Linked DNA regions of Mus musculus: regions 1, 2, 3 and 4 are each linked to region 5. A link is a loop called in an ENCODE intact Hi-C map of the cell type or tissue named here. Cell type or tissue: left cerebral cortex. All regions are shown on one strand. Each heading gives the region's core, and the rest is flanking DNA. Links, peaks and the distances in the headings are about the cores only.

The links. Hi-C counts contacts between places; a loop is a spot of excess contacts. Peaks named below come from ENCODE experiments on the same cell type or tissue, not always from the same donor. Only the 100,000 strongest peaks of a DNase experiment are listed, where the experiment ranks them.
Region 1: a loop joins it to region 5, with 3.0 times the contacts of the local background. A loop is called at or near these places in 5 of 42 quality-filtered maps.
Region 2: a loop joins it to region 5, with 2.9 times the contacts of the local background. A loop is called at or near these places in 8 of 42 quality-filtered maps.
Region 3: it touches region 5 in a loop (7-fold over the local background); 11 of 42 quality-filtered maps call a loop at or near these places.
Region 4: it touches region 5 in a loop (1.8-fold over the local background); 3 of 42 quality-filtered maps call a loop at or near these places.

What each region holds. Positions count from the first base shown.
Region 1 is chr12:99,881,204-99,887,555 of GRCm38, forward strand. Efcab11 (EF-hand calcium binding domain 11) reads right to left here and starts at 2,239. Exons shown (of 6, transcript NM_030172.2): 1 at 2,079-2,239; 2 at 1,559-1,654. The coding sequence starts at 2,153. Tdp1 (tyrosyl-DNA phosphodiesterase 1) reads left to right here and starts at 3,315. Exons shown (of 16, transcript NM_028354.5): 1 at 3,315-3,349. In left cerebral cortex, for the core only: CTCF peaks have their summits at 2,213 and 3,441; DNase peaks (open chromatin) are centred at 2,298, 3,255 and 3,833; H3K4me3 peaks cover 2,480 bases; H3K27ac peaks cover 1,198 bases.
Region 2 is chr12:99,093,731-99,100,082 of GRCm38, forward strand. No RefSeq gene overlaps it. Among named protein-coding and RNA genes, the nearest start is that of 4930474N09Rik, 66 kb to the right of the region's middle. In left cerebral cortex, for the core only: a CTCF peak has its summit at 3,357 (motif pointing right); DNase peaks (open chromatin) are centred at 3,357 and 3,642.
Region 3 is chr12:99,835,671-99,842,022 of GRCm38, forward strand. All of the region lies in intron 5 of Efcab11 (EF-hand calcium binding domain 11), which reads right to left. Among named protein-coding and RNA genes, the nearest start is that of Efcab11, 45 kb to the right of the region's middle. In left cerebral cortex, for the core only: a CTCF peak has its summit at 3,286 (motif pointing left); DNase peaks (open chromatin) are centred at 944, 2,972 and 3,249; H3K4me3 peaks cover 111 bases.
Region 4 is chr12:99,708,262-99,714,613 of GRCm38, forward strand. It overlaps a transcript of Efcab11 not described here. Among named protein-coding and RNA genes, the nearest start is that of Gm19951, 68 kb to the left of the region's middle. In left cerebral cortex, for the core only: no CTCF peak of the experiment used is centred there; a DNase peak (open chromatin) is centred at 3,615.
Region 5 is chr12:99,559,160-99,565,511 of GRCm38, forward strand. It overlaps Gm26839 (predicted gene, 26839), which reads left to right and starts at 4,682. Exons shown (of 4, transcript NR_136760.1): 1 at 4,682-4,797; 2 at 5,984-6,113. It also overlaps a transcript of Foxn3 not described here. In left cerebral cortex, for the core only: no CTCF peak of the experiment used is centred there; DNase peaks (open chromatin) are centred at 3,274, 3,757 and 4,589; H3K4me3 peaks cover 2,755 bases; H3K27ac peaks cover 2,014 bases.

The DNA of each region.
Region 1 (6,352 bases), core at 506-5,505, 320 kb after region 5:
CCTTGACTCTGATTAGTTCCAGTCCGGCAGCTTAACAAGAATGGATCTGTCTCTAAACTGCTTATAACAGGCAAGCAGAACAGCACAGAGACAGGGGTAAATAGGAAACTATCATACTAAAATAGAAGGTTCACTGGGGCTCAGCTGTGGTCTAATTACTGAGGAGGTGTGCAGCCTTTTCGGGAAACTAACAGCCAGAGTATTTCAAGTCCACCCTCCACAGGGTGTACTTGTGGAACTCAGGGAACGTGTGGAAGAAACAGGGTGGAAAGAGTAAGAATCAGAGGAAGTGGGGGTAGTGACACGCAGTGCTGGCTTCTGAGCACCATATGGTTTCTGCACCATTGAATTCACAACAGCTGTGATTACCTGTACAAGACTTGGCCTGTCAAAACCCTGCCAAGGAAGGCAGAGGGGCTATAAGGTGCCCACCTTCTGTAAACCACCCTAAGGAAGCTCACTGGGCCACAATCTGCCTGCCTGCCTGCCTGCCTGCCTGCCTGCCTGCCTGCCTGCCTGCCTGCCTGCCTGCCTGCCTGCCTATCTATCTATCTATCTATCTATCTACCTACCTACCTACCTACCTACCTCTCTAAAAAAAGAAAAAAAGAAAGATAATTAAAGTCAAATGTGTACATCCTTAGACTTAGCAATTATATTTCCAAGAATTTTGGTATCTTCATTTCTTTGTCATTGTTCTAAAATGTTGTCTCATTGTGTAGTCCAAATTGACCTTGAATTCCTGATCTATCAAATGCTCCCAAGTACAGCAATTACATATCCATGATTTATTCACACTCACATACACACCCAGAGGCACATGTGCGCATGTATTCCACAAAAGGCATGATCTATGGGTGTATGTAGATGTAACATGATGATCACTGAGACAATGCTTGCAGGTTAATCCAAACAACAACAAAGGGTAAACTGGCTAAAGAGAATATTGTACAACTGTATTTTAAGATGGTAATGTGGTTTGCTTTGGGTTTGTTGCTAAGTGGAAAATGGATGTTAAGATAAAACAGTGTGGAACTTCTGTAGAAGATTGTGCCTATACCTGTATGTAGAACAATACAGAAGAAACTGGTTAACCCCTGATAAGTGGGACCCCAGTCTAGCGTAAAGAGAAGGGATCTTGTGGACTGTATGAACATATTACTTTTACCAATTAAATAAAGCCACCCAGAAACTTTACTATACGTATCAGCTAGCCGGTGGATTCTTCCTCTTACAAGACCACCTTCCCCTCCCAGACTCCCACTCTCTACCACCCTATATTTCTTATAAATACTCGTGGAGATGTTTGTTGCCTCTACTGGCATAGATACCTAGTTTGCACCTGTTTGGGCCTTTAAAGGGGGGAGGGGTTTGCGGGGAATTAGGTGGTGGAGGCATTTTAGGCTTATAAATCAGAGATTTGCTCTACAGGTATCAGAAAGTATTCCTGGCCAGTTTTCTTAGGATTCATTTCTACAGCATTATCCGCCCCATCTAAAGAAGGGAGAAGAGGAAGGGAGAGAGAAGGAGACGAGGGGAAGAGAGGAAACGTTCTAACCTTGGAGGGTTTGTACCCAAACAGCATTACAATCGCAACCTTAAAGTCCTCTCGGCTTAGGTAGCCTTTGTTGTCTTCATCGCATGCTTTAAATACCTAAGGAATATTAAACATCTACAGTTAGTAAGCCAGAAACCAGAAACACAGACATCTTAAACTCAACCTGGTTGTGGAGCTTTCAAAATGCAGTTTCAGTACTCTAGTTTTAATTCTCAAGCAATATAACCGCCGAGTTAAAGATTTCCCTCTGTCCCCTCTCCCCAAAGTTTAAGGAACTTGACCAAGTTTAAGGGGCTGACAAATCCATTCCTCTAAACCGCTGGAATAAACTGTACTCGAAAGCTCAGTCCTGGGATTGGGAAGGTGATGGGACGGATAGGAGGTCGAGGTGATTATCCGTGGACAGTGTGGTGGGCGGGGAAGTGATCAGAGTCCTGCAGCAATGCCAGAACCAAGAGGGGTGACAGAAGTGGCCCTGGTCAGGCTTAAGTCTGAACTCGGGTCGCGCTCCCACACCTACTTTCACCCATTTCCTGCGTTCTGAGGCGCTGGCTTCGCCTGCTCGGGGCCTTGCGCCTGCCTCTGACAAGAACATCGCCACCGACACGGAGACCAAGCCAGGCGTCTCCTCCGCTGCAGCGAGAACACAGACCAGCCACTGCGGCCTCGCCCACCACCGCTGGGACTCAACTTCGCCGCGCAACTCCAACGTCTCCTCCCATTGGTCAGTCTCCGAGCCACTGGCGTTGATTTCGTACTGTCATTGGTTAAAGGCGCTGTTTAACGATGGGGCGGGGCCTCAAGGCCCGCTCCCAGACCTTGGCCCCGCCCCTACTCGATTTTTCTTGTCTTAAGGGAGGTCTGGTACCTCTGGGCTCTCTTAACTCGTTTTGATTGCTTTCAGGCTCTCTCCCAAATTTACAATAAACTCTTTTTGATTATTCTGACCCGTGTCATTGCTAGATTTGGCAGGAGACACACGAAGAATGTGAAAAAAAAAGCACACAAACACAAATAATGAGTGAACACCAAGATTCATTTTTAAACTGCAAGTCTTTGGACGGCCTTCGCAGAGCAGCTACTATGTTTATTTTCGCCCTCTTGGTAACCCTGGCACGTAACACTGTGTCTAGGACAATTAAACGGAATGTCCCGTTTTTTTGAATGTTTACACAGAATTGATTATTCAACCCCCCGGAAGGCGATGCCTGACGTGAGGCTGACTTAAGGAACAGCACAAGAATCCCATACCAGACATCTTTATAGAAGATGAGGAATACCCTCTACCCTTCTGGCAAATCAGTGAGATTGACAAGAACATGACCGTTTCAAAGGAGAAACCTTCAAAGGAGGTTCTGAGTCTGATGGGAGCTCATTTAACTTTTTATCTAGCAGTCGATTTTAAAGTCTGAAGCAGCTGTCTTTTTCTACCGCTCACCCATCTCCCAGAGCACGCCGCTGTCTTAGCCTTGAGAGCCTGAAGCTGCCTAAAAGCATCCCCAGAATGGAGTCGTTGTTTGCAAATTAACCTCGAGAGAGAAGCTACCACAGCTTTCTGTTTCTCTCTTCTTTCAACAGGAAACTAGCAGAGAGTGAGGCGTTCATTCGGCTCTTTTCTGGTCCTCTTGGTCTCAGGCAAATGAGGCTGTCTTTAGGACCCAGTGGGGGGCTTCCGGAAGGGGAAGCGGCTGGCTAGCTAGGCGGCGGCGCCGGCGAGTTTGAACTGCGCGCATGCGCGGGCGCGCCGCGGGGCGGAGTCTCGGCGGCGGCGGCGGCGGCCTGGCGGGTCAGGTAGGTGTCTGCCGCTGCGGGCGCCGGCTCGGGGCGGGCTCTGGCGGCAGCGGCGGCGGTAACTCTGCGCCCGCCCTCCTCATGGCGGCGCGATGGCCGCTGCCATCAGATGTGGTAGTGGAAGGCCAGCAGGGCTCGGTGAGGACCGCGAGGAGAGCGGCGAGGCCGGGGTCCTTGGGCAGGGTTCCTCCGCTCTGAGTCCCGGGAGCCCCGGACCCTGCGCTCCTAACCCTTGGGACGCGCTGCAGAGCCGCTGGCCTTCGCTCCCTCCGTGGACCACGCTCCACACCAGGGACACCGCCGTGATATTGGGCTGTCTTGAGGTTGAAATGAGTCTGTACGCTTGGAATTGTGTCTGGGCAGAGCTGAGCGCTCGGGGAACGTTGGCAGCTTTACGATTTGCTTACTGTACCCCCAAATTACTGCTCCTTGACCATCGTCAGCACCCCACAGCCCAGCTCCTGCAGAAGCGTCCTTATCGCCACGTGTGCACAAAGTTGTGTTACATATGATCATTTTAAAAGACTAGACGGGCCAAGGCACTCTCACTGGGAGTCCCATTGTCTTTAGAATAAAATTCGGCTTTTAACTTGCCTTACTGTCCCCACCCCTTCTTTCTGGACCATTCCTGTGTTACAGTTAGAACCTAGCTACCTCCTCCTGGCCTTCAGCAGGTTGGATTCCATCTGTCTGGAATGTTTCTCGACTGCCTTTTAGCCCGCGGATTCCTTTCCCTCCCAGGTCTCATGCTATGCCACAAATGATTCCAAAGAAAAGTTATCCCTGTAAAATGTAGTGAGCATCTGTAGTCATCTTGACTTTTAGGCTTTTTATGTGTTAATGTGTGCCTTTCACCCTGAAATTAAACCTGTCTAGGATAGAAGCTTTATATTATTAACTCTTTATCCCCGACCTCAATTCTGCTTACTTCCCGGCTCAGAGGAAGGACCACCTTGGAAGAATCTGGTGCCTCTGTCTTAAATGTCTGAGGAGTAGTGTCTATATAGAAGAAATACTGAGTCTGCTCAGCCAACCGGGGAATAGTGGAAGCAAGGTTCTAAGCGGAGTGCCTTTTTTTTTTTCATCAGCTGTTGTGTGTGTGTGTGTTTGTACACACACCTATACAGGCAGTTTCCGACTGTCTTCCTCAGTTGCGCTCTGCCCTGTTCTAGTGAGTCAGAATCTCACAGAACCTGAAGATGGCGGCAGTTTTCTTTCTGGGTGACTGGCCAGTGAACTCTCAGACCTCCTTGACTATCACAATGTTGGGGTCATAGGCACAGGTATTATGCTGGGCTTTGGAACTCATGGCAAACCCTCTTATCCACGGCTCAAAGCTCTAGCCCTCCATGCATATTTTTAAAAGCCCTTAAGGAAATTTCTGATGACATTCTGAGTTTGCTGTCTGGTGAAAGGATTCCATAAGATTTTTTCCCCCATCTTGGTACAGTATCCAACACTGCCAAATTCCATTGCCTCGCCTGCCTTAGTTTTTATTTATTCTCTTTACACATATGCTGTTATTTTCTTCATATTTATTTGAATCTACTCCTATGTAAATACTTTTACAAAGTAGACTTTATTTTGCTGTGATAGCTGTAATGGAGCCATAAGCTACATTCTACTGACAGGAAAACAAGTGTTACAGGTGCCTGTGGAGGAGTCCGGGACCCACTGGGAGTTCAGAAGCAAAATGTAAAGCATTTTTTACAACTTAGCTTTCTCCTTGATTTAAGTAGAAATTGGAATTGGAGGGGGGTGCTGTTATGTGCCCAGTCGGTGGCAGGCCCCAGTTGCTTCCACTGTGGGAATCACTGCTGCTTTGATTCCAGGCTGGGACTTCGGTGGGTAGAGGGGTACACCTGTATTCTCCTTCTTTCGATGTCCCTTACTACTATTGTGACTTTGCACTTCTGCTATGCTAGGCACTGCCTGGTGAGATAGAAAATAAACTGTGGAAAGGAAGCCGTGGGGAATGTTATCAGGCTGGTCTTTGGTTCCAAAAGCTCCCTGGCCTGCTGGGAACCTGGTCCTGTTGGAGGGAGCAGTGCAATCGGATGCTGACCAGATCCACTCTTCCACATTAGAAGCCATTTCCTACACGATCTTGACATTTACATCGCAGCAGCTCCTCTCCAGCAGGAGAAGGACCTTGTTTGCATAATGAGGTTGGTAACCTGGTGGGCAGAATGACAAGGTACAAGTTCATTAGCTATTTCCTTCCATGGTAAACAGCCCTCCAGCATAGTTTTGAATGTCAGCCATCTCCAGACTTAAAGTTCGCGTAAAGCCTGGACCAAACAGGGGGCTTTGCTTTCTGAGAAATGTCTTTTTCAAAACTTCATTTCTGTTTATTTTACCAGCTCATTGTACATTATTGGTAGGGATGCCCCCACCCTGCCCCACCCCCCACCCCCCAATGTGGTTTTAGGAAATGCAGGTAACACTAAAAATTGTCTGAGGAGTTTAGAGTTACCCGAGAGGTTGCTCAGGCTTTTCGGGGTTCCGAGATGCTGACTTACTGATACAGGCCACGGTCCTTGTATTCACCTGGGACGAGATGGTGAGCATCTCTCTGGATTCTGCAGACTGTGCTCCTGGCAGCAGCCAGCCTCTGGATGATAAAGATCAGCATGGTGTCTGCGCAAGGATGACACACGAGTTTGTGAAGAATTTCTTATGTTGGGAAGGGAGAAAACCAATTTGGTGGAGCACACCTAATATCTCAGCACCGTAGACAGGGGAGCTGGAAGAGTGTATGGTACCCAGCAAATCTGGACCACAGAGCAGGATTCTGACTGGAAAAAAAACAGGAATCTACAAACAGCTTCTTTCTCAGACCAGAAACAGAATTCTCACCCCAACATCTGAGATCTGCTCTTTGCTTTAGGATGGAGAATAAATGTAGAAAGTCCCAGTATTTAATTTTTTTGTTGTTGTTGTTAGTTGGTTGTGGTCTTTTTTTTTTTTGTTTGTTTGGTTTGGTTTTTAATTTTTTGTGTG
Region 2 (6,352 bases), core at 711-5,710, 470 kb before region 5:
TGCCTGTAGCCCCTGTCCCTCTGTGTGAAAATACAGTGTGAAGGTGTGCTCATGTGTGTGGAGGCCAGAGGACAACACCAGGCATTTTTTTTTTTTGAGACAAGTTCTCTCATTACCCTTAGAGCTTGCAGACTAGAAGGTTGGTGGCTCGGGAGCCCTAGGGATTTGCCAGCCTCCACCTTCCTGGGGCTGAGTCTTTAAATGCATGTCATTTCATCCATTTGATCAAGGGAGCAAACTCAGATCTTCTCACTTCCAAGTCAAGCATGCTGGCCTTTGGGCCATTTCTCCAGCCCCATGACCGAGATCCTAACCTTGTTAGACTGACCCCAAGGTTAGTCTTTGGAAGACCCTGCAAAGTTTCCCACACTTCACGGTCTTTCCAACACCACTTCCTCACCATGCCTCCACTAAAGTAACCAGTAGCTCAGGCCTAAGATCCCTAAACAGACGTCAGGGAGCCCAAACCCAATGTTATTTCCCTTGTGTTGCAACTGAGCCATGGGGTAGCAATTTACATGACCAATCAGTGGGTAAAACTCTTTGGAGTCTGCCTTAAAAACAGAAATGAGCTTTGGAAAACTGCTCGACACATCAACTTCCTTAGATTTCAGATGCTCCCGTGGCAGAGCAACATGCCGTTTGGCAGTTAGCTTGCTGTGGTTGGCAAGGATGGCTCAAAGTTGCCACAAAAGTACAGAGATGGGGCCTGTTGTTTCTTTTTTAAATATGGTTTTCCCAGCAGCATGAATGGAGGCTTGGGGTTTAACTTCCTCCCCTCCGCTCTAGTCAGTTTGGGGTTAGATTTTCTTTTCTTTTCTTTTCTTTTTTTTTTTTTTTAAATTACATTTTGGGAAGTAGAATTCTGGGCACACATTTCTGGTTGTCTTGGAAATGCAAACCTGAGATCCCTAGGAAATAAAGCTGTGGTCCCATGGCACCCCTCTGCCCCTCTGCTTCAATCAGTCTGGCCTTCTCTCTCCTCTCTCTTGCTGGACCACATCCACCAACTCTAGCTTTTTCAGTAGGGTGGGCAAATGGTGAAAGCAAACTTTAATTTCTGAAAGTTTCTTCCACTCATCCCTCCCTCAAACCCACCCCAAATTATTAATTTATCAAGTATCCGTTCTGTGCTAGGAAGTGTGCGAGAGCTTTAGATGGTCCTTAAGACACGGTGACAAATAACGTTCCGGGCCTCTCTTGAGCCTTCCAGGCTAGCAGAGAATAGCTGATGTGCAAATCATTTTACAGATACTTGGTTCCGATGGTGATAGGTGCCTTAAGGACAGCCTAAGGTGCTCTGTGAGTTCCCTAAAGATGCTACCATCCAAGCAGAGAGAGGATGTCAGCCAAACAGAAAGGGAAAGAGAAATTCAGGAAAGAAGGGCCTGGAGCAGAAGTATTTTCTCTGAAGAGCTATTGCAGCTATACAAGACAAGGGGAATGGGAGTGGGGAGAGAAACCAAGGGTGCTCTGTGAGGATTTGGGAGAAGAGGGGGGAGTCTATAGAGAGAGGAGCATGTGATGCTAGGGTCCTGTGTTCAAAAAGGTCATGCCATTGACTGATGCTTGGAGAGGGGACTCCAGAGCACAGGTAGCCTGGAGGGATAAAGCCGATGGGGGCACTGTCAAGAGGCTAGGACAGCAAATTGTGGGGGCTCATGCTCAGAATTCCAGCACTTGGGCAGGAACACTGCCATGGGTTTGAAGTTTGCCTGCCTTACATAATGAATTCCAAGGCAGCCTGGCTACACATAGTGAGACCCTGTCTCAGCCCCTGACTACTGCAGGGGCCAGTGCTATACGCCTCTACCTCCAGGAAGAGGTGACCCTGGCTAAGACTTAAATGGAAGCAATGACAGAGAAGAAAAGGACAAAGGTTCTGGGTGCATCTTGTAGGGCAACACACTGAGATCCAAGTACTTTGTGGCCACCTGTGGGTGTCCTCCGGATATGGTACACAGTCTTAGAGACGAGCCAGCCCTTCAATACCTACCCTAGGACCTTTGGCTGTATGAAAGTCTACAGGGTCGGGGGTTGGTGAGCACTCTACCCTGGAGCCACCTCTTCCTCTTCCTTGTCTTGTGTTTATGATGTGCAGGCAATGACCTTGTTCTCCGGTGAGATCTTCTGGATTGAGTAACTCACAAGGGCGCAAACTTGGAAGCTTTTTGGACAGTCCCACCCTTTCTCCACATGCTCAGAGCACTTGCTAGCTCTCTGGGCATGCAGACACATTCGGTTAATACCTCTGTGGAGTCGTAACTCTGTATCCTAGGAGTGGGGAAACTCAAACAATATTCTCACCGCCATTTGTTTTTCTCCCACATCAGCCTTCTGATCGGGCAGTGATGGGGCACTTTAGAGTAAGGACGGGAATGGTGGCAATTAGTTCTCTAGACTCCAGACAATTTAGGAATCAATTTAATCCCACTAATAACACCCCTGGTGGATACTATGGCATACTATGTATACAAAGCACGCTCGCTCTTACTTCCTTACCTAGTCTCTATGTATACCAGCATTCATATGTTCTATGCTCACAGCAGACATTATTAATCAATCACGATACTTCTCAAACTGATCCTTCAGGAACACTCTCTACACTTCAGACTTCATGCGCAGGACACGAAATGCATTTGCCAGCCCACCTCGACTTCCATCAAGTGAGCCAACCTAGGAAGAGTGTCTAAGTAAGTCTTTGGTTGAGGACTAAGCTTTCTGGTAGGCAACCTTCCTCTTTACCCCAGAAGGTGGTTTTCTGGTTTTCTTAGTGTCTGCATGGCTCCTGGTAACCTCCTCAGGCCTCAGTGTTCCTGCCTTAGATTCTGGCAACAGATTCTCTGTGTTTTCTTGGGCTCTCTCCCGTCTCCTTCTGGTGACAGAAGAAGACAGGGAGAGACAGAAGTTCAAGATGATCAGGATCCAAGAAACATGCTGTTCAATTCAGTTTCTCCTTCCAGGATTTTTTTTTTTCTGTTAAGGAGTCATCATCCCAGGGTGTCTGGTACCCAAGAGAGCCGATGGCACAACTTAAAAACTGTAGCAAAACAAAGGGACTTGAACTCCGGTGTCAGTTCACAGCCACTGGGCTTCTGCACTGTCCGCCACTAGGCAAAGATTCTCCTTGCCTTCCGTAAGCGTGAGGTGTTTCAACGACTTGATTTAGATTTCATGCGGAAGTAACTTTAAGGAAGGACTCAAGAAGAGCAGGCCTGGGTGAGAGTGGGGTGGAGGACAAGATTTAGGGATGGTTTCTAGTCCCTGCCCTAGGCCTCAAGACTGGGGCTGCCCCAGTCTGTTGGAGGAGACAAGCTCTCGGTACTCAATTTATAATGCTTTGATTCGCGTGTACACTAGGGGGCGCAAGCAGGCTTGTTTTCCAGAATGGCCCTAACAAATCCTCAGCGATTCTAAGGAATGGGGTAGAGGAGGGATGTCAGGAGCCACACTGTCTCTGAAAAGTGCTGAGAGTAAACGGATGTTTGAGGATGGGGTCTAAGAAGGAGGGTAATATCCTCACTAATTGCTCGAAGCGGTTTTCTATATTTGTCCACACCCCACACCCCCCATCAGCCTTGGAACTCTGAGCTGGGGCTAAAAGGGCAAGTTATGTGAGGGCCTGGGTTGCTCCCGGACTAAGCTGGCAACTAGGCTGGCAGGCTGGCAGCCTCGAGGTGAGTCAACACATGGAAGCTGGTGGCCCAGAGCGGCTCTTTCAAGCTGGCTGAGACTGAACCTCTACAGTAAGGCCAGTGTTTCACCCAGTCCTGAGTCAGCCAGCCAGGAGACTCGGGTCTATGGAAAAAGGCCCTACATACCTTTGCTCTGGAAAGAAGGGCTGTGCGTTTGGCCCCCAAATGCAAGAGCTCTTTTACCAAACGGACCTGTGCACCACTGACCTACTTTTTCCGTAGAGTAGACGGAAGCCAGCCCAGGAGTACACGGCCTTCTTCCCACCCGTTTCCTCCAATGCCTTCAACAGTGGCCTTGTTGTCCCAGGCTAGGGAACTACGGGTGTGGACCGTACTTTCCTGGCCTACCGAAGGGAAATGAGCGGAGGAAATCCGCACAAGGTTTTTTTTTTTTTTTCTGCCAAATATTTCTTCCCCTAGGAAGACAGTACATTCAAGCTACTGAGTGGAGACTGGAGTTAGGCCAGCCATAAACTATCCTAATGAAGACTAATAGGGAACTACAATTACTGTTGACTTCAGAATGCAAACACGAACTTTAGACAGCGATCCCTATCAGCCGGGGCGGTCGGGCACAGGCGGGGCGCACTGTTTTTGCGGTTGCTTAGCAATGGAAAATGAACTGTTCCTGCCTCTTATCACTGGAGGTGGAGGTAGGACAATGAGCGTTATTGGACTGAATAGGTATAAAATTAGTTTATTCTTTCTCGCTTGGAGAAGGCAATTGGCAGCAAAGAGAATGTCTTGGATGAGGGGCCCTGCAGAAGTTGGGGGAGGAGGGTGGCCTCTTTTCTATCTCAGCTGATCCCAACCAGCCTTGTGTTTCCCTCCAGATAAAGTTTGATTTTTGACTGTGAGTGACCCTCCAGAATTATCATTAGAGAAAACATATACAAATGTAAATCACAGACCAGGTTGGAAATGAGAGTTGGGGGAATGAAATCTTAGTAACAAGAAGGTTAAGGGTAACCCCCAAATCCACAGGTCGAGATACATAACTGAATGCAATGTTAAATATAGACATCTTAGGGTCTCTATGCTTGGTACTGTATTAGATCAGATGTAATGATTTTTAGGTAAAAGAACGTATTGTGGAAAATCAAAACTGGCACCTCCAAAATCCACAGTGAAGATGGTCGCCTGGCCGGAAGGTCTTGTGGCTACGCAGAGGGATTTCCTTCTTTTGTACGGAGGGTCTCTTTCTGCAGTTGTGGTGCTGACCTCTCCTGAAACTACTATGAAGTCAGTGGCTTTGGTGAAAGGAAACCCACCGGGGCTTCCTGGGCAATGGCATGGAAAGGACCTTAGACTCCACTAATGCACACAGTTGGATAGAAATTGTCGGATACACTGTTCCTAAAACAGCAGGCTGAGCCCGGGGTGGGCAGCTGATGGCAGAACCACCCCGTTCCTATGCTTTCTGAACAAGGACTCTCTGTGTAGCTGGGGCAGACCTCTAACTCACAGTCATCCCGCACCAACCTTCTCAATGCCGGGGTTATAGGTGTGAGCCACCGCTCCTGAGCCACCAGCATTCATGGTAACTTGTGGCCATTGAGAAGTTGACTTGGATGAAATCACACGGGCTTGCCAACAGCAAATCTTTTTCTTTTTTCTTTTAATTTAAAATCAACACATAGGGTTTGACTCGATGCACGCCACATGCCCTAGAGTCATAAAAAAGCCTAAAGGTATCTTCATTCCCATTGCTGTGACCTTATATGATGTAAAGATTAGGCAGATGGGATTGGATTAAGGATTTTGAGATGTAAATCCTGGGTTCTTCAGGTGAGCCCAACTGGTGACAAGGGTCCTTATGGGGAAGAAAGGCCATGTTTCAACCTAAACAGAGAAAGATCTGAAGACACCAGGCTTCTGACTTAGAGCAAGAGGACGTGAGCCAAGGAGTGTAGCAGTTTCCCACACCCAGAAGAGTCAGAAACGCATTGGCTCCGGGAGCTCCCACAAGAAACACATTCTCCTTCAACACTGTGACTTTAGCTGAAGGATGGCAACAGTAGAATTCTGACCTCTGGCACCACAAGAGAATCCAGTTATGACATTTTCAGGCACAGAATTTGTGCTAATTTGTTCCAACAGGAGTAAGATTTGGGGCAAATAGACTAGAATTATTTATATCTCCAGAGAAGTATATGAAACCCCACCCTCCCCTTCTGAAAGACTCAAGTGCTTAAGCTCTCTGTTTTGCATCCTCAACTTCTGTCTGGTGGGTCTTTCCCCCATGTACACATACATGTTCACAGATGTGTAATACATTAACAAGTAAAAACAACTCCCTCAGAACATCCACTTAAAAATTTTTTGTAAACTCAGGATACAAAGAAATTTCTTCAACCCAATGTGAGCTATCTCCCAACAGTGCCTAATAAACACTATATTTAAAGGTTCGAACGTTTTTAAGAACCCTTGTTTGTATTCAGTACTGCAGAGCAAGCACTACCCATGCCATTAAATGGGAAACTCGAAATAAAAGGTGCAGGGATTGGGAGTTGCGTCGTTCCTTGCTTTTCCTTGGCAAATGCAGCCTACAGAAGAGGGATTTCTTGGGCTCACTTCAAGGGTAAACTCTGCTGTGGCAGAGATGCCTCAGAGCCAGGAGCCTGAGGGAGCTTGTCACACTGTGTCTGCTGTCAGAA
Region 3 (6,352 bases), core at 817-5,816, 280 kb after region 5:
TCCAGGCTAGCCTGGGCTATATCTAAGTCCTGGGCTAGCCTGGGCTATAACTAAGTCCCTGACTCAAGCAGAAGATGAAAGATTTAAGAAAGAAGAAAGAATAACTAGAATTCCTTTACTTGTGTTATGGTAGATTCTTGAACTTTATGAGCCTTTAAAAAAACCAAAGGACTCCTAGTCTTTCAGATCTGCCATGTCTACCTACCAGTCACTAAGGATGTTCAGATAATTCAAGAGAGTAGAGAAACAGAAGTCGCTTATGAAAAATTCTCCAGCAGCCAGAGCAGTGGTGGCGCACGCCTTTAATCCTAGCACTTGGGAGGCAGAGGCAGGTGGATTTCTGAGTTTGAGGCCAGCCTGGTCTACAAAGTGAGTTCCAGGACAGCCAGGGCTACACAGAGAAACCCTGTCTCGAAAAACCAATAAATAAATAAATAAATAAATAAATAAATAAATAAATAAATAAATAAATAAATAAAAATAAAAGATTCTCCAGAAGCTTTTATGGGGGGACAGGGAAAAGTTTTACTCAAAATGTGAAGTGACTCAGGTGGACACTCTGGGGGTCTCAGGATGTAACGTTCCGTAAGCTTTCCTGGCTTCTCCTCAAAGGCTTGCCTTGCTCTCCTCATTGGAACGTCTATACATTAATACAAGTTTTTCTTTTTTACATGACCTATTTTTCCAAAGGGACTGAGAGGGGGAAATTATAAATGCATGTTTAAAGCCACACTCATATTTAAATTCTCCCTATTTCTGTCATGCATTTTTTAGTACTTTCTATGTGCGATGAAAGATAAGGACGTGCATGCATGATTAATTGTAATGATGGGAGAACGCGAGGCAGTTGCTTAAGAAACGCGCACAACAAAGGAATAAACTACTGCAGACATCACCAGGACTGGAATGACACTACTCTGTGTACTCCGTTGCCATGGCAACGAGCAATGGGAAGATGAATGTTTCCTCGTCACTCTGCTCTGCAGTTCACGTCTATAAATCAAACTTGCATAAAGAACACAAGATTTCTGCTTCGGACTGTACTCAGGGTGGGTTTATTTTCCTGTTCCTGTATAATTATGGAGAAGCAGCAGAAAACAATGAGGTCATTTTTAGTGGGGAACAAACTCAGAAATTACTAATACACCTGCGGCATACAATGCCATTCATCTAGCGAGAAACAAGAAGCAGGCGAGCCAACCGGCAAATGAAAGCCTGTCTGCTTCCTGGGCACAGCCATGCCACCGCTCCTTGGCTCTGGCTGAGAACTGCACATTCAGAGCCTGGTGTGCCCTGCCTTCCCTAGCCGGGCTCTGCCATGGATACAGCAGCTCCTTAATTACCTGCCTCAGGAGCAGGCCGGGTTTGCATTGTGCAATTGTGCAGGAATGCATTCCATATTTAGTATGGACGTTTACTGAGGCGGAACAAGGTACAGTTGTTTTTATTTACATGGAAAATGGCTCACTGTGTCAAAGTCAGGGAGGAAAATAACACAGTATCGTGGAATTGGAAGTCAGTTGATCCCAGTTAGGATCCGACCTACGTGACCTTGGGTAGACACAAGCGTTAGTTCAGGCTCCATTTTCTGAGCTGTGCAAAGGGATGTTGTAGATGATTCCTGAGCATCTCCATTATTCAAGTCCAAGGCACTGTAAAGGCCAAATCTCAAAGACCTGATCATGGCAAAGCCGTTAGCTGTGCTAGTTCTTAAAGAGGGTACACTTGGCTCTGGTGTTTTTAACTTCTCTATTAGCAAACGCTTCACCATCAGGTGTTTCACGGTTATCATTGGACAGAAACCTTCTGAGCCAAAACACAGAAAATGTACTAAAACTCTCAGTTCAACTAAATGACAGATACTCCTATAACCTACGTTTATAAATTTATAATACATTTAAATCTAGGCAACAGGACCATTTATTAATTTCGACATGGTGGGAGGATCTTGCAGCTTCTGTAAGATTTTTTTCTGGGGAGTGGTCACTGAGGTTGACCTCAAGGCCTGACACATGCCAGCAAGCAATCTACCACCGAGCTACATCCTCACCCAGCATCCGGCTTCTTTAAACCCACAGACTCTGATGTGTTCAGGCTCTCCTAGAGTACATCTTTGTAAGCCCAAGACCCAGCACGGCCTGATAAAATTTTGTAGAATAACTCAGTACCTAAACAAACTCTTGGTACCACCTTTTTGTCCCTTGTAGCAAATGGGCACTTCCTTTTCCACCCTTAAACAGCTTCATATAGACATACAGAAGCCATCCCTGTGGGTGACAGGAAAATGTCTGGAACCAAGATAAAACAACGGTAGTATCTTTTGGGTAAATCTAACAGTTTTATGGAACTTTTTGACCTTAAAAAATCACTTTGGGGGTGTAGAGCATAAGGGGTCCCTAGAAATGAGGAAGGTCTCCTGTCCCTTGCTAAGTCTTCAGGGTTTTTGCTACCGGTACCAAAGGAACTAAGTCTGTGCACACAGCCACGGAAGCATTAAGGTGGACAAAAGCAAAGGTGCACCTGGCCTTATGTTCCTGACCTCAGGGAATGTTTGTGCCGCCACTGGGGAAGGCAGGCTGTAAAGAAGCTGAGGAGCTGGCAGGCGGTTATGAACTGTGCAGGATCTGCCTGTGCGACGTGCTAGCGCTCTATGCGGCCTCATCAGAGCTGTAAGCAAGGGCTTCGGGGGTTAAAGAAACAAACCTCACCCCAGCAAAGCAATGTGCCGGCTGTCGCAGCAATACATCCATAGAAAAGCAAACTCCTAATAGCCATAGGCCATCAGCATCTGTAAATCTAACTCTGGCACATAAACATGACCAGGACCACCACTCCACTTCTCCAGCATCCATTACCAGCCGCACCCGTCTCCTCCAGATGAGCTGGCTCAAAAGGCTATTGCAGGATGGAGTTAGATGTCACACAACCCTGCAATTTCCAATAGATGGGCATTAACGTGGGCCAATCATCTCGATACGGGAATTTACTATAAATGCATTCTGCTTGCCATCTGAGAGATTTGATCCATTTCTTAACCCTAGAAAGTACATGATTTGGGCACACACTTTATGCTAAAAATTCAAAACCCAGTAAAAATAACATTTATTAAGAAAGGCTTCAGGTTTAACTTCTCCATTCAGTCAGGCGTGTGTGTGTGTGTGTGTGTGTGTGGTGTGTGTGTGTGTGTGTGTGTGTGCGCGCGCGCGCGCGCGCGCGCGCGCATACAAATGTATTAAATCAGAGTTCTTAGCACCACCAACTGGACAAAGAGATCTACTACACATATGCTAGGCACTCAATTTGTTTTATTCCTTGAGAACAGATCATAAATGTTTATTTCACATTTAATTTATAATAAAGTAATTTATTTCATTCATCAAATAAAATTAAAAATGCCTCTTTTGTCCGCCAAATTAATGTTCACTCACACTGGTTCCTTCAGATAAGGAGGCAGATTCTGGTTAGCTTAAGTCTACCTACTGGAGCTAATTTGATTTATTCTACTATAAACACAGACTCTAAAGCAAAGACTGAGAACTGCAATAAAAACTAGAAACTTGAAAAAGGGCAAATTCAATGGACTGCATACCATTCAAGTCGTTGGTGTCCATAGCAGACATCAGTTTGGGTGGAAGTAAAATGACTGAGGATATAATTTACATTTAAATATTTTTTGAATGTGTAAAAGATTCTTGATTTCACATGTTATTATTGACCTTGCCTTCCTAGTTAAGGGCACATGCCTGGCAATGTGCTCTAAACACGGAGGGTTTGGGAGAGCCCTGAGGGTGAAGATATGACTGCAAATAAACCTATGAAACTGCCCTCCCCAAACAAGTAAATTAAGAGATTTGTGGGAACTTGCTGCCATGGAAAGTACATCTAGTCACTTGTGGTCATGACAAACATACCCTGAAGAATGAATAACAGCAGCAGTATGAAAAATCTAGTCTCTGAAGACCTCTCTACTAGACTATGTACAGGCAGACAGACAGGCAGGCAGAAGAGGCTGCAATGTATAGTCAGCCTCTACATAAAAATCACAATTGCAAGCCCGATAAAGAAGACAAATGGGAGCTGGCACAATGGCTCAGTGGGTAAGAGCACTTGCTTGGGCAAGCATAGGATCTGAGTTTGAATACCCAACACCAACGTAAAAAAGCTGGGCATGGCTGCACCTGCCTATAAACACAGCAAATGGAGGTGCGGAAAAGTGGATCCCGGCAGCTGCCAGATGGACAGACTAGCCAAAACAGAGACCTTCTGGTCAGGGAGAGAACCTTTCTAATGAGAATAGGGTAGAGATCAATAAAGCAAGATATCTGATACCCTCTTCTGTGTATATACCTACACACTCACATTCATGCACCTCATACATCTCACACACACACACACACACACACACATTCACATACCCACATGTCACTTACATTCATGCACCCCACACATCACATGCACATTCATGCTCCTCACACAACACACACACATAATCATGCACCCACACATTACATACTCACGTTCATGCACCTTACACACAACACACACACAATCATGCACCCACACATCACACACACATTCATGCACCTCACACACAACACACACACAATCATGCACCCACACATCACATACTCACGTCCATGCACTTTACATACAACACACACACACATCATGCACCCATATATCACACACATTCATGCACTCACACATCACACACTCACATTCATGCACTCACACATCACACACTCACATTCATGCACCCACACATCACACACTCACATTCATGCACCCACACATCACACACACACATCATGTACCCACACATCACAAACACACACACACACACACACACACACATCATGTACCCACACATTACACATTCACATTCATGCACCCATACATCACACACAAACACACACACATTAATGGGCCCACACAAACATACACATGACATCCCCTAACACACAATCAAAGGAAATAAATGAATAAGACAATTAGTAATAGGGAAATATAAAACCAAAGCTGCTCTCTCCAACTTAACAGATGACTTTGGCACATAAACTCTGAACAAGTAAACTTCCTCTTTGTCTTCTTGCTCATATCATTTCTTCATTCACTTACATGCTCACTAGCTGCCTTCTCCAGCGAGACGGGATACATTCAAGGAGGGAGCCTGTTCGAGCTGCTTCCTCTGCCTTCCCTCTTCCTCAATGAGTGCTGGTGTGTCCTCTCCAAGACAGGGCTTCTATCTGAAGGTGTGAGTGGGCCATAAGGATCTTAAGTAAGATATTTAAGAAAAGCATTGTGCTAACCTTCTCTATGGCTCCACAGGTACCAGCCATGCATGTGCCGAATGGACATGTATGTAGGCAAAATAACCATATACATACAATTTTAAAAAATAATTAAAAAATTTAAAAATCTTTTAAAACTTTAAAAAGAAAAGTATTTTGTAAGCTTTGCTTTCATTTTTATATATCCTGTAGCATGACTCTTGAATAATACTTAAGTTTGTATAGATAGACTTATTTTGAGGTATAACATCAAAAATTGTATATTTGCAGTATAAAATATGATGCCTTGATGTATCCCCTGTGTAATGATTTCCACAATCAAGCTACTTAATATACTCATCATCTGATACATTTCCTTTGTGTTTGTGTATGCTTTAAGAATACTTAGGAACTGTGGTAAAAATACAGTTTATTTTTTAATTACAGAGATCATGTGACACATTAGATCACTAGGATGCATTCACTTTAGAATTACAAGTAGTTCTTTTAACCAAGAATCCCACCCCGTTCACCCACTGCTTGGACTCTGGCAGCTGCCAATTCTATCGTTTCTATCAATCTTATGATGTTTAGATTCCACAGGTGAAAGACTCTATGTAAAATCTGTCCCTCTTTTCCTGGCTTATTTCCTTTGGTTTAATGTTCTTCAAATGGTGGCAAATAGTGTTTATAATATTTTGCCTTATATGTGTATGCATGTGTATATATGGCTAAAGGTATGTATATACAGCTACATACCATAATCACTTTTATCCATCTACCCATTGATGGGTACAGAAGTTGTTTCATATCTTGGCTATTGTGAATAAGGCTGGACTGAACATGGGGCAGTAGAGTTTTAAATTTCTTTAAAAACTTTTTATTAAAATATAATGATATCGCTTTCCCCTTTCCCTTTTCTCCAATTCTCATGTTCCCCTTTCAATTGACAGTCTCTTTTTTCTTTCATTGTAATTGTTACATACACACATATGTATATACATGTACACATATACATACTACATAATATCCATACACATACACAAATATGCACACATATCCTGCTGAGTCCATTTAGTCTA
Region 4 (6,352 bases), core at 646-5,645, 150 kb after region 5:
CATCTCCTAGAGTGTAGTGGATATAATGGGGACACAATTTAAAAGAATCAGACCCCCTGCCCCAAGCCATCAATAGCTCATGAACTACGAATGGGTGCTTGTGAGCCTCTTCATGCTGAAGTGCTGACTGGCTAGATCATGTGCAGGGCTTGTGTAGGCAACCACAGCTGCTGTGTGTTTATGAGTGTAGCCAGTCCTATCAAATCCAGGGGTCGCTGGTTCACTATTGCCCTCTTTTATCTCTGGTCCTTACATCTTTCTTCCCCTTCTTCTGGGATAGTCCCTGAGCCTTTGGGGGATGGGTCATGACATAATGTCTCATTTGTGGCTGAGCAATCTACTACCATGTACTCCCTGCATGCTGACCAGTTATTAGTCGCATTAACCATACAAAGAAACTTGTGAGAGCTACACTCAACTATGGATATGGAAATATAGATTGGGAGGGTACTTTGACCCTGTGCCTATTTAGCATAAGAGTAGTGGTAAGTTTACCACCTTGGGTCTATAAGCTCCCTGATATGGGTAATTGGCTAGATTTATAATATCGGAATGTAGTTGGTTACTCCTATAATATTCATGCCACTACTGTACCCATGGCATATTGTGACATGCCAGTTCTTACTGTAGCTCACAAGGTTTAAAGCTGAGTAAAACTGTATATGAGTCACCAGTCTTCCAACAGCCCACTCTGTTTCATTTCTACATAATCAAGACAGAAATCTTGAAAATATGGGACTTTAAAATTTTTATTTATTAATTTATTCTTGAAATTTACATACACTTCTATATTATATTATGGTTACATGCCCCCCACCCTCTTTTATCCCCCTTGCTTCTCCACCAACCTCTTTCTCCTTACAAATGGCCCTCCCACTTTTATGTCTTTGTGTCCAGTGTAGGCATGGGTGTGGAGTTAACCACTGAATCATAGGCAGTGTACCTGGAGCTATACTACCTAAGACAATAACCAATAACTTCCTCTTCCCTAGCATCTATCAGCTATTAATATCTCCTCTAAGACGGGATGGGCCTGTGAGCTCCTTCCCCCGTTTATGACTGAACGTTGATGGACACAGTCTTATGCAGGTCCTGCTATGAGGTCATAAGTACCACTGCTATGCCATGTTTCTAAAACAGTATTCCAGGGCCTTCCTCCCATTTTTGGACTCTTCTGTTCTTTCCAGCCCATCTCCTGTGATGTTTCCTAAGCCTTGAAGAGGCTAATATGGATATCCCATTCAAGGATGAACATGCACCAGTCACTTAGTCTCAGCACCCTGAATCTCTGCGTTTGCATCTGTTTGCTGCGAGAAGACTGGGGCCTACAGGAGTTAAAGAAAAATTCATAGCATGAAGTAGAAAATGTTCTACAGAGAATGACTACGGAGATAAGATCAAAACCTGAGAGAGGGAACTAAAGCTACAACGGGAAGATACTACAGACATTTATAATAATAAAGAAATTAAAAGAGGAAACAAACAAACAAAAGGATCAAAGAAAGGAAGAAGAAACAAACTAATACCAATGATGAGGCCCAAAACAGTGAAACCCAAAACAAGCATAAAGAAAGGCAATGAGGCCCAAAGTTGATGTTTTGAGGTCAGCAAAACTGATACATTCCTGAAAAGAGCCATTGAGGAAAGGGAACTGACTATATTATTTTATGTATGTTGCTAGAATGCAAGGAAATCTAACAGAAATTATGTTACCTTAATTCAATTATAAGGGGGGAATAATATGATGTACGAAATCATGATGTAAAGAAGTAGGCTCTAGGCCTTAATAACCTTTAAGAGGGACTGGGAAGATAGGCCTCAGTTGACAGAATGCTGTGGTATACACATGAGGACAGCAGCTCCATCCCTAGCGTCCATGTAAAACCTGGGCACACACTTGGAACCCCAGTGTTGAGAAGGAAGAGATGAAAGATCCTAGGGGGTCACTGGCCATCCAGTGCAGCTGAATGCGCAAGCTTCAAGTTCAGCCGGGGGCCTGCCTCGATTACTAAAGTGAAGAGAGTCTATAGAGTAGGCACCCGACACTGACCTCGGGCTTGCATATACACACTGGTGCATGCACACCTGAACAGACAAAAGCATGCCTGTACACACACACACACATACACACACACACACACACACACACACACACACACACACACACACACCCCTTCCTTTCCAGAAAGATAAACTAACTTTGAAAGACAGACTAGTTCTTGAGCTATATCTCCCATCAGCTATGCTGGCTTTCGAGGCTGTCACTCTGGGCATGTTGAGGCCCTACCAGGAGTGCAGAGAACACTGGTGACCTGGTGTGCTCCATTGTGGACGGGTCTTTCTTATCTGCCCCCAGGACTATCTAGGAACTAGATAGTCTAGACACATGGGTGTCTAGCTCCTTATGGATTTCTCAGTGCTGTGAGGGGTTCTGACGTTCAAAAGAAATATAATGGGCCTTTCTCTTCAATAGATCCAAAGCTAAGAATTTCTTTCCTTGAAATGTATATTGAATGCATTAATAGAGTAGTGGGGACTTTTTTCTTGTTTTTTTGAATGATCTTCAAGTGCAATCCAAAAGTAGGCACTTTAAAGTATATGAGGTCTCTTCTTTGTCGGAAACCAACCAAAATCACTCAGCAGGCTGTGAACATACCAAAGATCTAACCCAGAGGCTGCCCTTCAGAAGTCCTGCACAGAGGCCTATATAATTGCCATAGTGCATGCGTGCGCGTGTATACACAACTATGGTACTGATGTGGAGGTCAGAAGACAACATTTGGGAACCAGTTCTCTTCTTCCACTTTGTAGGGCAAGGGCCTTTATCCACTGAGCCATCTCACTAGCGTGTGACACATTCATTTGGTTTACTAATGTATCCTTTAATGTTACTTTGAGTTGTCATATACTGCCTTTGCATAGCTTTGTTAATATTCCTACTGTAAGCTTAAATAGTGGTCTGATCACTATCACATACCAAGATCTGAGTTGTTAACAAGTTTACTTAACTTTAGAACAGTTTTATATATACAGGGAAATTATGGAGCCAGTCAGACAGTTCCTGTGTCCCTGGCCCTGAGCTTCTGTGGTCTTAGCATCTGGCGTTGGAATGGACACTGGCCACAGTCAATGAATGTACTATAATGTGTACATTCTCACTAACTAACTCCATTCAGCCAATGAACTATGATGGCTACATTCTGACTGACTAATGAAGAAAGGAAGGAGAGATGGAGGACAGGAGGGAAAAAAAAAAGGAGAGAGGGAGGGAGGGAGGGAGGGAAGGAGAGGGAGAGAGAGAGGGGAGGGATGGAAAGAGGGAGCCATCCAATACCAGTCAGTACCAATGGGGAAAGCTTGTTAAAGAATTCGGTCAATGAATGTGATGTGTACCTGAGTCCCATCCAGGCTCTCATGTTTAGTCACCATGGCCTCTTAGGCAATTCTGGGATTTCTCAGTTTTGCTTGTTTGGATGACCGTGACAATTTTGAACAGAATGGTACAAGTACTTCACAGACTACCCACTCGGTTTTTAGAGGGCCCATTTTGGTTGCTTCTGTTTTGCTTCTGTTTTTGTTAAACAATTACGAGTAGAGCTGCTATAACTATTCTGTACGGGCATGAGTTTTCAAACCAGTTGGGTAAAACACCTAGAAGCTTGGTCTCCGGATCATGTGACAAGTCCATGTTTAGCTTTCTGAGACTGTCTGACTTCCAAAAGGGCTGCACCCGTTCGCATTCACTCCTGGCAATGAATGAGACCAGATATTAATCAGCTGAAATAAAGAGAGAAAGGAGGGAGGGGGGAGGAATACGCACGAGAAGACTGGAGAACAGAGCAGGAGAGACCTGTTAGATAAGCCATTCACACTGAGCGTGCACAACTGCAGTCTGATAGGACATTCTCTTTAAGAATGGGCAGTGAAAGAAACATTCACAGAGATAATGGCCAGGAGGTTTCCATGTGATGAAAGGCATAAAGAGTCTTGGAATTTTGTTTTCTGTTGGCACAGAGAGGAACATTCTGCTGGATATACGTCTGGGTATTAGCTAAGAAGTGGGTCAAACGGAATTCTAAGTGGAACAATGAATGCAACTCTATTTATGGTTGTGATAGAGAGAACAGGAAGGAGAGGGAAGACGGGAGGGAGGGAGGCAGGGAGGGAAAGGAGAAGGGAGGGGGAGGGAAGGATGAAGGAAGGGAGTCATCCAATACCAGTCAGTAGCAATCGGGAAAGCTTGTTAAAGAAATTGATTCAAGCACCATCTCTAAGACATTTGACCTTAGAAAGTCATTTAAAATCAAGCTTGCCTTCCTTATTCAGAATAAGAAAGATGCCCAGACCCGACTTCAGCCTTACAATGACTGTTGCTATGACAATACGTTTAATATATTTCCAGCCCCTTGGTCAAATTTTTTTCTATAAATTCAATATTATTGGAATTGCTCCTTTTGAAGTGATTTATTTTAGAAAACTTAACTGTTTTGCTCTCTCCCAAGTCCTTAAGGATCAGCAAAGCATGAAGTGTGGGATCTATTTCAATTTTAGCTCATGTTTTCATACAGATTAATCTTTAGTTTTCTCTGAAGTTGGAACAATGTTCTCTTTTATTCATATTTCAAACTACTTTAACAATTTAACCTAAGAGAATCTGGATTAGATACTATATTCTATTGGGTTAGATTGTTTACAGGCTAATTTTTAATCCTTGTGGCCAATCCAATTTAAATTTGTTTTTCCAAAAGGCAGGTCACTGTGAGCTGCTACCCTTAATGACAGTAGATTTCTTTTTTAAAAAATGATCATTTTTGCTTATTTATTTTGTGCATGTGTTCACGTCCATATGTGTGGGTGCATGAATGTGCAGATGTGTGTGTGTGTGTGTGGGGCAGAGCAGAGGTTGACATCAGGTATCTCTCTTAATTGTTCTCTACCTGATTTTTAAAGCCAAAGTCTTTTACTGCATCTGGAGCTCAGGGGTGGGGTGGGGTGGGGGGTGGGGGTGCGGCGGTTTCTAGACTGGCTGGCCAGTGAGCCCGGAAGATGTTCTTGACTCTGCTTCCCCTATGCTGAGGTTACTGGTTCACATTGCCACACCAGCTTTTCACGTGGGTCTTAGGGACTGAACTCAGGTCCCTTTTGCTTGCATGGACAATATTCTACCCACCTAACACTTTCACCGAACCTCTGAATTTTAATCTGTGTATGCGGATTTTTTTAAGTCTTTATTTCTGCAATATCAAAAAATTCAAAAGTTAAAAGTCAAGAAAACATAGCAACACAGCTTGTTTTCGTTCATGTCAAGTGAATGAATGAAGCGTACTGTGGCTACTCAGCAGAGTGGCTGGGGAAAGAGCTCATGTAGACTTTATAGAACAGAGAAGAACTGCTTTAGTGGGAAAGCACACCTACGCAAAGGTGCTTCTTCTGAACAGAGCACTGCTAGAGCTTTGTTCTGAATAATGCCGCTAGGGCCTAAAGCACCTTTCTTCACTCTTGGTTGTCAAGGCTGAGTCTGGTTGATAATCGTTTGTCACTTTGGTTACTTCTTTGGTGGTCCATAAGGTGGGAACTGATTTAATACCTTCCATGGGAAAACCTTGAACTGGGTTACAAACAGTTGTGACTATAGAATACGGGCCTCTGTCCCAGCCAAGTAGGATAGTCTGTTGTCAAGGCGACAGGCTTCAGTGCCTACCTTTGCTCTCTCCATGTATATAACTTGGCCTAGGCTGTTTCCTGAGATTGCTTTTTCATTTCTTAAATGAAAGAAAAGAGATGGCTGATATAGATCTCAACTATTTTAATAATAAAATAAAATACCCAACATTCACCTCTTATAAAGAGATAACTGTGAAGAAAAATCTGTTCATAGGTGAACCAATATTTACTGTTTATTTTCCTTTTTTGAACAGGGTCTTAATTTAGCCTAACTATGTAACTAGCCTTGAGCCCCTGGTCCTCCTGACTCTACCTTCCAGTGTTGGGATTCAAGTGTGTACCACCATAGTTAGCTTTACAATAATTTCTAGTGAGATTGATGAGACAGGCTCTCCCTCTGTAATCCAGCTTGACCTGGAACTCAGAATGTACACCAAGCACAAAGCAAATCTGCTTCCTTTCTTCCCAGGTGCTACTTTAAAGACTTGTTCTACCATATCTGGGCTGGTTTTCTTGCTAATTTTCTGGGGGTATATGAAAGTGCATCTGTGAGTGTGTGCTCATATGGGTGTGTGTGTACTTGTGTAGAGGCACAAAGAAGCCAGAGGTCAACCTATAGTCTTGTTCCTCAGGAACCAGCCATTGCTTTTTGAGACAGGGTCTCCCATCGGCCTGGAGTTCACGGATT
Region 5 (6,352 bases), core at 663-5,662:
CTCTCAAGCGCCTTTTTACAGACCCACACCTACCTTGTGCTTCCGGCTACCAGCAAGGTTGGCACATACCTGAAATATGTTCTTTATGAATTTCCCCCCCTCAGAAGCAAGCAGAGAAGGACAGTCCTCTCCCTCTCTCCTTCCCTTCTTCCCTCCTTTGGCATTTGATTGGTATTCTGAAACTACTGTTAAAAATTTGGCACAGCCATCCAAACAGTGCCAGCTTGAATGATTCTATCAGTGACTTTCTGACAACTGGGAATGAGCTAGGACTTCATTGAGCACCTTGCTCATTTGTATTGGTGAACGAAGCTGTACCTGACAGCGTAAGGATTAATTCTTCCAATTCTAAAGTCAAAACGGAAATTCACGGAAGTGCCAGTGATTTGAAGCAGGCTCATCGTTCGTACAACTCATGGTCACCTCCTTTGAACTGAGCAAACTCTGGGGCAGGCTGGAGCGAGTCAAGGTAGATTCTGGAAACTAACAAGTCTCATTCACTTCCTTCAGTTTGTAAAAACAAGCAACTGTCAGGTTTCCTGCCAATGGCAGTTTGCTGTACTTGCAGATAACTTCTCAACAGGAAATCCTTTGCTGAGAGGGACCAGTCATGCCATCAAGTCCCGGAGCACCAAATATTTGATAACGTGGGATCGTGAACTACACCCGTAATCGGATCATGGACACTACATGGCTCTAAGCTATTTGCTACACCATCAATATAGGATATTAAATAAGCATTAAGACATATTTAGGAACTCTTTCATCTCTCCCCCCACTCCTTGAGGCAATCAGTTGAGAAAAACAAGGGAGATGTGATATTCTTTTAGAAGTACCAAACTGCAATTTAAATAAAATTTAAAACCTTTTTAAGAAAAGGGTCCAGTGCAGTGCTAAATATACCACATATGGAGAGAAGTTATTTGAAACACAAATATAAAGACCTTGAAATTAAGGAGTCTGGCAGGGTGGGGGTGGTGTACACCTTTAATCTCAGCATTTAGAAGACAGAGGCAGGTGGATCTCTGTGAGTTTGAGGCCAGCCTGCTCTACAGAGTGAGTTCCAGGACAGCCAGGGCTACACAGAGGAATCCTGCCTTAAATAAATAAATAAATAAATATTTTAAAAGGGGTGCTGGAGAGATGGCTCAGTAGTTAAGAGGTCTCTTCCAGAGGGCCTGTGTTCGGATCCCAGCACCTACACGAGAGGGCTCACAACAGTCCGGAACTTCAGCTCCAAGGACTTCTGGTATGTGTCCACACCCACATGCAGATACATACACCTAAGCATAATTAATAATAATAAATACTAAAAAAAAAAAAAACCACCTTACCATTTAAAGATTGTCATGGATACAACAGGTCAAATTCTAGCCACTGTGTTGATTGTTATATCGACAAGTTTTACTGAAGCACCTCAAAGTCAAAATTTAGGAGAGGTATGTTTGGTTATTCTCTGCTTAGCAAAATGAGTGAAAAGGGGGCGCTGGAGGAGGTGACTAAACTTTTCTCCTTGGTATTCCTCACCATGAATAAGATATAGCTGATATGTGTGCTAACGGCCTGGAGGACCGCCCCACCCACCCAAAATAGCCTCAATAAAAAAACCAAAAACAAAAACGGGAAAGCACCGCTCTCCATTCACGGGAGAGGAAATGCATCTAATCAACTGGGCAGTCATATTTGCAGTCTGGAAATGGTCCTCGCTCCACTTAGGAGCACCTCCTCCCCCTGCTCAGCCACCAAGAACACCCTGCCCTTTGCTCCCCTGAGCACCAGGCATAGCCCAAGGGAACCTGTCCAACCCCCCAGAGACCTTCATGATCAAACACCTCAACTCCACCTGGAACCGGCTTGCAAGCCCGGAAACACTTCATAACGCCTTTGCCAAATGACCCTGCCTCCGCTGGCTGCATTCTGGTCTCTAAGTCTGTAAAAAAGGACTTTTGTTCTAACAGGAGAGACACACCTCTAGAAGCAGACACATAGTTCTACAATTAATGGCTCAAATGTACTCTTTGCAGCCTTCCTCTTGCTTAACTCAGAGGATCCAAAATGCTAAGTAAGCATGAACGCTCACACTGGCTTTCAGGCTCTTCCCTGAACTATTTTCAATAAAAATACAGTTATGAAATCCAGAGGGCTCTGTTTTTTGGTTGTTGTTGTAAAATGACCTTGGTTTGACAGGCATGGTCTCAGGTTTCAACAGATGTTGTGGGAAAGCTAACAGAAGCCAGCAAGTTCTCCAAGCATCTGTGATGACATGCAGGGCTTTTTTTTTCCCCCCTAAGTGGTGGTCATGGTAGTGAATGCATGTGTGGTGGGGGTGGGGTGGGGTTACACTTCTCAGTTTCTATGACAACCATGTCTCCATTCCTGGGTTACTAGATACCATCTACTTCCTGTGTCTAAATATTTAAACCAATCAGAAAAGTGTTTATACGGTTAACAACTTCTGGGACCCAGCTTCTTTAATGAGGCACTTTAAGGCTCAAATGAAGATGTCCAGAGAGGCTGCAGGCTGTCTTATAGAGATCCCGCTTCATCCCCTATCTCTAATTCTGCCTTCTGTGGTAAAAGACCCCCCCACCCCCGCCCCTTCTTGGATGTGAATTGTATTCTGCTCAAAGCAGACGCCACAATTTCTTGCAATAGTCTGCAAGCTGATCGGGATTGCTTGCCTTTCATTGTCTGTTTTCCCTTCCACTGTCTAAAGACTTAGATTTAGCGCGAGAAACATACTAATTCACAAGGCACTTAAATTATCAAAGTAATGATACAGTTAAGCTTCCATCTGTTGGTGTAGCTATTTAAATGCTCAGATGAAAAAAAAATTAGGAAAAATTAATTCCAAGTTGAGCAACTTTGCATCCTACAACTTATGGAGAGAAATCACTGTGAAGCCCCACATCTATCAGTGCGAGCTAGAAGCTGACATCTGCAGAGAAATTTGTCACCAAAATGGCCTACTTTATCTGGATAGAAACAACAACACAAAATTAAAGATAAAGACACCCAGAGCGAGCCAGATGCACCCAGATCAAAAGAGAAACCAGGCAGGAACCCATGTACAAGCCGGCAGATCTGAAATTAAGACGAGGTTTTAAAAGACGGTTTCGGGTGACTGTTTTCCTAAGTCCCCATCAGACTGACCAATCAGTGTGAGAGTTAGAGCGGGCTCCAGACATTCGTGCAGTCTTCAGGGCTCTCTGCACCCTCAGAGCTGCTCCCCCTGGCTAAGGCAGAGCTGGAGATCAATGGAAAAAACAGGGAACAAAAGGGAAATACTGATGTCTTCCTCAGCTCCGAGAGCCATCCCCATTTTCCTCAATGAGCCGGTAGCACCCAGCCTACAACAGCGCCACGGGGAGCTTCCACCAGCCCGGTCCAGTCCTTTCCGGGCTGGCAGTTTCGCCTTCGCAATCCTGTGTCCCAACGCTAGCATAACCTGGTGACGGAAGGCTCCCGGAGCCCAACCAATTGAAACTAATAAATTAAATAAATTAATAACCCCCACGATTAAAAGCTCCCAAGAAAGACCGCGTTCCCCTTTCCCAAATGTCATTCCCAGACTATAAACAAAGCATGAAAAATAGTCTCCCGGGCTAGGAATCTGGTTTTTTTTTTTTTTTTTTTTTTTTTTTTTTTTTTTTTTTCTCCTCAATGCAACGTTTTTCTCCAAAAACAGAAACACTCCTGCTTCCTTCAATGGACATTCTGGTTTGTCCATGTCACGCCGGGATATGAAGCTCCGGTATTTGAAAAAGAGGTTTAAACTGCCCATAGACACTCTGTTTATAATTGATAGCAAAACAGTTACGACAGCGATGCTGTAACTCTGCCCCAGCCAAACTCCACATTTAACACGTTAGTTCCTTGAAAATACAAGTCATGCCTGAGGACCCTCCAGAGCCGCCTCCCTCCGAAGTCATTAACGGAATTACATCAATTATTCGGTAATTTTTATAAATATCCATTGTCTGCTAATTTTTTAAATTAAAATGTAAACCCAGCTATCTACAAATTCCAGAAAAAAACTTTTCTTTCTTTTCTTTCTTTCTTTTTTAAATGAACTTACTTTTGAGACAAAAACTAATGAAAATAACCAACTCGCCATCCCTGGATCTTTCCCATTCTGGGCTGCATGCTATAAATCAATCCAAAACTAGGAGCACAGATGGGGGCGGACACCTTAAGATAAAAAGCCAAGGGTGCCCCCCAAAATGGGCAGCCTGGGCAGCGAGGCTCGGGGTGACAATGCTAACCCGGGCAGAGGCTCGCTAGGCAGCCAGAGAGCCGCATTTTCCTTACCTTCGATCGCCTGCCCCCCAGCTGCTTCTCGCGGCCGCATTGGGGGGCTGCGGCGGCGCTGGACTCGCGGGGGGCCCCGCCGCCGGCTCGCGCCGTCTCCCAGCCGAGCTGCACCGACCGCGGCCGGAACACCCGGCTCCAGCGCCCGGCGCCTGCCCGGGGTCGGCGGCTCGGCTCCCACCCGGGCCCGGAGTCCTGCTGGGTCCTAGCGCTCGCCGTCCGGGCCGCGGCCCGCTCTGCAGCCTGCACGTACTGAGGGGCAGCCGGGGAGGGGGAGCCCTGGGAAAGCACGAGCGGGAAAGCCGAGCCGCCGTGGGTGCGGAGAAAGCAGAGCTCAGTGCCAAAGCCTGGGTGTGCAAAGAAAGGCGCTGGCTCCAGCCGAATTCCCAGAAGGCAGATGCTAGAATCTGCAGCCCCGGCGGAAAGCACAAGCGTGGCCGGGAGGGTTGCTCCGTGCACCTGTGGTATAGAGTGCGCTCACAGAAGGTAAGAGACATCGCGGGATCCTCAGAGATTTCAGAATATCGGGGAGAAAAAAAGTGGACAATTTGTGCGCTTGAAACCAGTTTCCCCCCAATTTGTCCCCGTTAGAAGTTTTTTGGTTTTTTTTTTTTCCATTTTGCTTTCTCTAGCTTTATAATTTGTGTTTTAAATAACAAAGCCCCATATGGCTCACCACGTAGTCATCTGATTTTCAAAAGACCTCTAAAATTACATCAAAATATGCACCCATGTATCTCCTAAGAAATCAACTAGAGAGAATTAATGGTGGCATATGGTGTGCCTCGTAGAGAAAACTTAATTACAAATTAAAACAAATGCGAAAATTCCCAAATCCCATAAACCAAAAGTAAATTATGATCCTGGATTGATTCACAAATCAGCTCGTGCGCCATTAGAAGGACTGTAAAAATTCTACGTTTCTTTCTGAACAAGTGTGTTACCTTGCAAGAGTTCACTAAACCAATGGCTCCCAGCCCCTCCCCCATCCCACCCATACTCAACCCCACCTCCACCCCATCTTCCACCCTCCTGGCTCTCTACTGTGGCCTAACTGGAATCTCGCAGGTTCTCCTTTAAGAAGACAATTCCATTAGCCCCTAATTCATGATAACAGTGCTTTAGTTGGGGAAACCTGTTTGAAAGGCTTGGCAACTGAAAAGTATTCTTTCAGGGATTCCTACAGTCTAAGTTAGAAGGTCACAGTTCAGCCAGACTGCTAATAGCAACAACCGCCTGTGCTGTGGTTTACACCAAAAAGAAAACTAAAACCGTGGCTTCTGACTTCTATTTTGAGAGCAGGAAATGTCCCTTTGAGAAGTGCTGTGGCCTCTCCCTTCCAGCGATAGAAGATTTTTAAAACATTATAAACTGAGTGTCACAGGTGACTCTTTTCACGCCTAGTGTTGTAATGTGGTAGTCTTCGCCCATCTTCAAAGTACTTCACCAGTGATCTTTACCACACCTCCAAAGGAGACAGTGGAGGGTCAGGAAAGGACTGGTCCAAAGCCACCCAGCTGGTGACCAGTGCGGATGGAATCTCAGCCTCAGGTCTCCCCCCACCCCACCCCCACCCCTTGCCGCAGAGCATACTATCTGCCGCCCCCCCCCCCCCCAGCAAGCACTGTGGGAATGCAGGTAGGTTTTCAGCATCCTTCTTTCTTACCTGCAGCAGAGCCCCAGTCTACAGCATGGCCACGTTTTAGTCTCTGTTGAGAAATGTTGCTAGCAGGACCTGGACTGTTCGGATTTCTCTGCTGAGGCTCCCAGCTCCAGGCTAAGTGAGTGCCTCAGTCATCCAGGTACACTGTTTCTGTTTTTATTGTTGTTGCTTGTGTTTTCTTTTTCTTTTTTTTTTTTTAAAGATTATTTATTTATTTATTTATTTATTTATTTATTATATGTAAGTACACTGTAGCTGTCTTCAGATACTCCAGAAGAGGGCATTGGATTTCATTACGGATGGTTTGAATCACCATGTGGTTGCTGGGATTTGAACTCCGGACCTTCGGAAGAGCAGTCGGCTCTCTTAACCACTGAG